2 separate regions of the Homo sapiens genome follow, and region 2 is linked to region 1. Evidence: read pairs that join two places in POLR2A ChIA-PET (ENCODE). Cell type or tissue: B cell. All regions are shown on one strand. Links, peaks and the distances in the headings refer to the core of each region. The heading gives the core; the rest is flanking DNA. Region 1 has its middle 14 kb from the start of ZNF148. Region 2 overlaps SLC12A8 (solute carrier family 12 member 8).

Evidence for each region. Peaks named below come from ENCODE experiments on the same cell type or tissue, not always from the same donor. Only the 100,000 strongest peaks of a DNase experiment are listed, where the experiment ranks them.
Region 2: POLR2A ChIA-PET joins it to region 1 with 7 read pairs; 3 of 35 experiments call an interaction of 5 or more read pairs at or near these places.

The regions. Positions count from the first base shown.
Region 1 is chr3:125,387,713-125,390,631 of GRCh38, forward strand. It overlaps the pseudogene RNU6-232P. Among named protein-coding and RNA genes, the nearest start is that of ZNF148, 14 kb to the left of the region's middle. In B cell, for the core only: no CTCF peak of the experiment used is centred there; no DNase peak of the experiment used is centred there.
Region 2 is chr3:125,131,528-125,134,446 of GRCh38, forward strand. The region is part of intron 6 of SLC12A8 (solute carrier family 12 member 8); the gene reads right to left. Among named protein-coding and RNA genes, the nearest start is that of MIR5092, 19 kb to the right of the region's middle. In B cell, for the core only: no CTCF peak of the experiment used is centred there; a DNase peak (open chromatin) is centred at 1,474.

The sequences.
Region 1 (2,919 bases), core at 272-2,771:
GAAACTGGATCCCTTCCTTACACCGTATACAAAAATTAACTCAAGATGGATTAAAGACTTAAATGTAAGACCTAACACCATAAAAACCCTAGAAGAAAACCTAGTCAATACCATTCAGGACATAGGCATGGGCAAAGACTTCATGACTAAAACACCAAAAGCAATAGCAACAAAAGCCAAAATAGACAAATGGGATATAATTAAACTAAAGAGCTTCTGCACAGCAAAGGAAATTATCATCAGAGTGAACAGGCAACCTACAGAATGGGAGAAAATTTTTGTAATCTACCCGTCTGACAAACAGCTAATATCCAGAATCTACAAAGAACTTAAACAGATTTACAAGAAAAAAATAAACAACCCCATCAAAAAGTGGGCAAAGGATATGAACAGACTCTTCTCAAAAGAAGACATTTATGCAGCCAACAGACATATGCAAAAATGCTCATCATCATTGGTCATCAGTGAAATGCAAATCAAAACCACAATGAGATACCATCTCACGCCAGTTAGAATGGCAATCGTTAAAAAGTTAGGAAACAACAGATGCTGGAGAGGATGTGGACAAATAGAAATGCTTTTACACTGTTCGTGGGAGTGTAAATTAGTTCAAACATTGTGGAAGACAGTGTGGCAATTCCTCAAGGATCTAGAACTAGAAACACCATTTGACCCAGCAATCCCATTACTGGGCATATGCCCAAAGGATTATAAATCATTCTACAATAAAGACACATGCCCACGTATGTTTATTGCTGCACTATTCACAATAGCAAAGACTTGGAACCAACCCAAATGTCCATCAATGATAGACTAGTTAAGAAAATGTGGCACCTAAACACCATGGAATACTATGCAGCCATTAAAAAGGATGAGTTAATGTCCTTTGCAGGCACATGGATGAAGCTGAAAACCATCATTCTAAGCAAACTGTCACAAGGACAGAAAACCGAACACCGAATGTTCTCACTCATAGGTGGGAGTTGAACAATGGGAACACATGGACACAGGGTGGGGAACATCACACACCGGGGCCTGTCGGGTATGGGGGGCTGAGGGAGAGATAGCATTAGGAGAAATACCTAATGTAAATTACGAGTTGATGGGTGCAGCAAACCACCATGGCACATGTATACCTATGTAACAAACCTGCACATTGTGCACTTGTACCCTAGAATTTAAAGTATAATAATAATAATAATATTTTTAAAAGGCAGTAGAGTGCGCACTTCAGCAGCACATATACTAAAATTGGAATGATACAGAAAAGATTTGCACACCCCCTACTAGGCCCGGCTGGATGTGGTGGCTCATACTTGTAATCCCAGCACTTTGGAAGGCTGAGGAGGGAGGATCACTTGAGCTCAGGAGTTCGGGACCAGCCTGTCAACATAGTGGGACCCCATTTCCACAAAACAATAAAAAATTAGTGGGGCATGGTGATGTGAGCCTGTAGTTCCAGCTGCTTGAGAGGATGAGGTGGGAGGATGGCTTGATCCCAAGAGGTCAAGGCTGCAGTAAGCTATGATCATGCCACTGCACTGCAGCCTAGGTGACTGGGTGAGACCTTGTCTCAAAAAAAAAAAAAAAAGCTGTATGGGCGGTCACAGGACTGAAAAAGGGGCCCCAAGCACAATAGAAGTATTAGGCAAAGGGGCAGAAGAGAGGACAAGAGTAGATAGAGGTCAATCCATGGAAGCAGTGGCAGGAAGTCAATAGACACTTTTATTTCCTCTGTAAACCACGAGATCACCTGCTGAGAGGAAGCGGGAAGGTGTTGTGGTAGGAAGTCGGAAGAGTTTGGAGAAGGTTTGAAATGGCTGCATTCAAAAGGGAAAATAAAGAGATTAAGAGCAGCTCGAGGACTCTGAGATTAGACCCATAAGGAGCAGCTTGTTACGTCACTTTCTCCAGCAGCATCCAGCAGGTCAGGTAGAATATGGGAAGGCCAACAAATACCCGCAATAAGCTCAAGGTTTCCTAAGGTCAGCACTGCAAAGAATATGGGTCAAGGAAATCAATGGCACTGGCAAAAGGGACAGACCTGTGGTCTAGCCAGAGAGGAGAGAAATCCCATTCAGAGTGCGGGAGCAGATGGGGCTAACGGGAGATAATAAAAGGGCCAAAACCTCAATACAACTGAAAACCAGGCACAGTGAGCAAAATGAAGTAAGAGAGCTGAAAGTTAGATAGTTGGGGTCAGAGATAGAAACGAATCACTTGGATGGGATGATCAGGGATGGAGAAGACCAGTAGTGAGCCCAGGAGAGAGATGATGTGGGCCTAAAAAACTACCCTTTATTAAGCCCCTATTTGTCCAGGCTTAACATGCTAAAAGCTTTACCTGTATAATCTCAGGTAATACAACTCTCAAAGGTAAGGCTTGTATCAGCATTATACAGAAGAGGAAACAGGCCAAGAGAAACTGCATACTTGGCTAAGCGCAGTGGCTCACGTCTGTAATCCCAGCACTTTGGGAGGCCAAGGTAGGCGGATCACTTGAGGTCAGGAGTTAGCCTGGCCAACATGGTGAAATCCCATCTCTACTAAAAATACAAAAATTAGCCAGGCATGGTGGCACATGCCTGTAATCCCAGCTGCCTTTTAAACAGAACCCTTAACTTTCTTTTTTTGAGTTGAAGTTTTGCTCTGTTGGCCAGGCAGGAGTACAGTAACACAATCTTGGCTCACTGCAACCTCCATCTCCCGGGTTCAAGCAATTCTTCTGTCTCAGCCTCCTGAGTAGCTGGGATTACAGGTACCCACCACCAAGCCGGGCTAATTTTTGTAGTTTTAGTAGAGATGGGGTTTCACCATGTTGGTCAGGCTGGTCTTAAACTCCTGACCTCAAGTGATCCACCTGCCTTGGCTTCCCAAAGTGCTGAGATTATGGCACGCCCAGATCTCTTTTTTTTTTCT
Region 2 (2,919 bases), core at 119-2,618, 260 kb before region 1:
CAGGCATGCCCTACCACACCTGGCTAATTTTTGTATTTTTAGTAGAGATGGGGTTTCACCATGTTGGCCAGGCTGGTCTCAAACTCCCGGGCTCAAGTGATCTGCCCACGTCATCCTCCCAAAGTGCTGGGATTACAGGCGTGAGCCACCAGGCCGGGCCCAAGAATTTTAGTAACAGCAAAGCCTTAAAACAAGCATGAGTCCCTTCTCAGGGTGGGGACAGTGTAAATGCATAGGTCACACACCCAGAAAGCTGGCCCTGGACAGGAGTGTCCCCATATTTGACAGAAGATTGGTTCTGGAGTCGGGGGCAGGGAGAGAGAGAGGCTGTTCCCAGGTTCTGGGGAAATGAGGACCTGGAACCCCCACCCCGCCAACTCCCTGGCAGTACTGGTGGGGAGCCGGTAAGACCCCCAGAAGGAAAGGTTTGGGGAGTACATAGACCCTAAGCATAGGGTTCCCAATCTCAGATTTCCAGTCCTTGAACGTGGCTCAGAGGCAGCACAAACCTGAAAGGCCCTATGGACAGGACAATGGGAAGGCCTGGTTCTGTTTACAGATAAGGAATTGCAGAGCCCCCCAAACATGTCTGGGTACTGTTTAAAACCCTAAGCCCCTGGAGCTGGTGCAGAGCATGGCAGGAGCAGGTGGAGGCATGCTGAATTACTGCTCTTACTTTTAAGCCATCCTGGCAGAATGAAGGCTTAGAGTCGGAGACTGACTCTTTTTGTTTTATAAAAATGAAAGCGACGCACTATTTCTGGCAAATCTGGATTTGTAGACCAGGATTCGACCTGCCACTTCCAAGCCCTAGTTCCAGGCTCATTTCCATGGCCGAGCCTTAAGAAAAGTCAGGCAGGAAGCTGACACAGTGATACAAGTGATAGATGAAGCTGGGACCAGAGTGGTCAGGTGGTAGACATAAGGAGAAGTAGAGAGAATCTAGCAACTCTTAGGAGGTAAAATTGACAAGACTTAGAGGGCACTGGAAAGAAAGAGGGAGGTCTGATCACTGGCATAAGCATTTGGCTGGGTGGAGGTGCCATTTACTGACATCAGGAGTACAGGAGGAGGACAAGTTGAGGGGTAGGTGAGATGGGTTTGGTTCAAACTTGTTCGGTCCAAGATACCCAAGAGAAGATGTCACATGGACAACTGAATGTATGATGTGAAGCTTGGAAGAGAAGTCTGGGCTGGAAGTGTAAATTTTGGAGTCACCAGTTTTGAGGGTGGTTATTCAACAATAAGCATGGATGAGACTCCAAGGAAAATAGTTGAGAAAGAGATGTGAGGGCCTAGGAATAGCTTGAAGATCCCCAACATTGGACAGGCAGGTGGAGGGGATGCACCTATAAAGGCAAGTCAGAGAGTAGGAGGGAGCTGAGAAGCCTGCATCGTGGAAGGCAAGAGAAATGCAAGGGGAAGTGGGTTGTTGCTGAGAGTTAAATAAAGTGAGAGACTAAAAATGCACGCTGCATTTAGTAACAAGGAAGTCACTGGTGAAAGAGCCATGTCATTGCAGAGACAGGCTTGCAATTCCCAAAGGAGAGACTGGGAGAGTTGAGTAGGGGATACAAGAATGGACATGGGGAGCCATGTTGTTTGGCTTTGAAGAGGAGAGGGAAAGGCTATTGCTATAAGGAAAAGTGGGATTGAGGAAAATCAATTAAAGATGATTAAAGTTATTGTCTTTTTCATTTTAACAGCTTTATTGAGGTATAACTAACATTCTATAAGATGTACATGTTTAAAGTGTAACAACTTGAAAAGCTTTGCTATATGAATATACCCATAAAACCATCACTATAATCAGGAATACACACACACACACACACGCACACACACACACACAATTTTTTTTTTGATACAGGGTCTCACTCTGTCACTCAGGCTGGAGTATCATGGCGTGACCAAAGCTCACTGTAGCCTTGACCTCCCAGGATCAAGCAGTCCTCCTGTCACCCACCTCCCACCCCTAAGTAGCTGAGAATCACTACAAGTGATTCTCCTGCCTCAGCCTCCCGAGTTGCTGGGACTACAGGTGCATGCCACCACGCCCAGCTAATTTTTGTATTTTTAGTAGAGATGGGGTTTCACCATGTTGGCCAGGCTGGTCTCAAACTCCTGACCTCAGGTGATCCGGCTGCCTCAGCCTCCCAAAGTTCTGAGATTGTAGGCATGAGCCACTGCGCCCGGCCAAAGCTAACTTTTTAATCATGTTTTGTAGAGACCACAGGGTCTCACTATGTTGCCCAGGCTGGTCTCAAACTCCTGAGCTTGAGGGATCCTCCTGTCTTGGCCTCCCAAAGTGTTAGGATTATAGGCACAAGCCACCACGCCAGGCCAGGAATATATTTTTCATCCCCCCAAAGTTTCCTTCTGCACTTTAGTAATCCCTCCTTCGTGCTCCTCTCACTCCCATTCCCAGGCATCTGTCACTATAGATTGCATTTTCTAGAACTGCATATAAATGGAAATTTATACAATCATATTTATTTGCTTTTTTTTTGGTCTGACTTATTTTACTCAGCATAATTATTTTGAGATTCACCTATATTGTTGTGTGTATCGATAGTTATTTTTCTTTGTTTAGAGACACAGTCTCGCTCTGTCGCCCAGGCTGGAGTGCAGTGGCGCCATCTCAGCTCACTGCAACCTCTGCCTCCCAGGTTCAAGTGATTCTCCTGCCTCAGCCTCCTAAGTAGCTGGAACTACAGGCATGCACCACCATGCCAGGCTAATTTTTTTTTATATATATTTTTAGTAGAGATGGGGTTTCACCATGTTGTCCAGGCTGTTCTTGAACTCCTGACCTGAGGTGATCCACCTGCCTTGGCCTCCCAAAGTGCTAGGATTACAGGTATGAGCCACCACGCCTGACCAGTTATTTATTTTTATTATTGAGTGGTTTTCTATTGT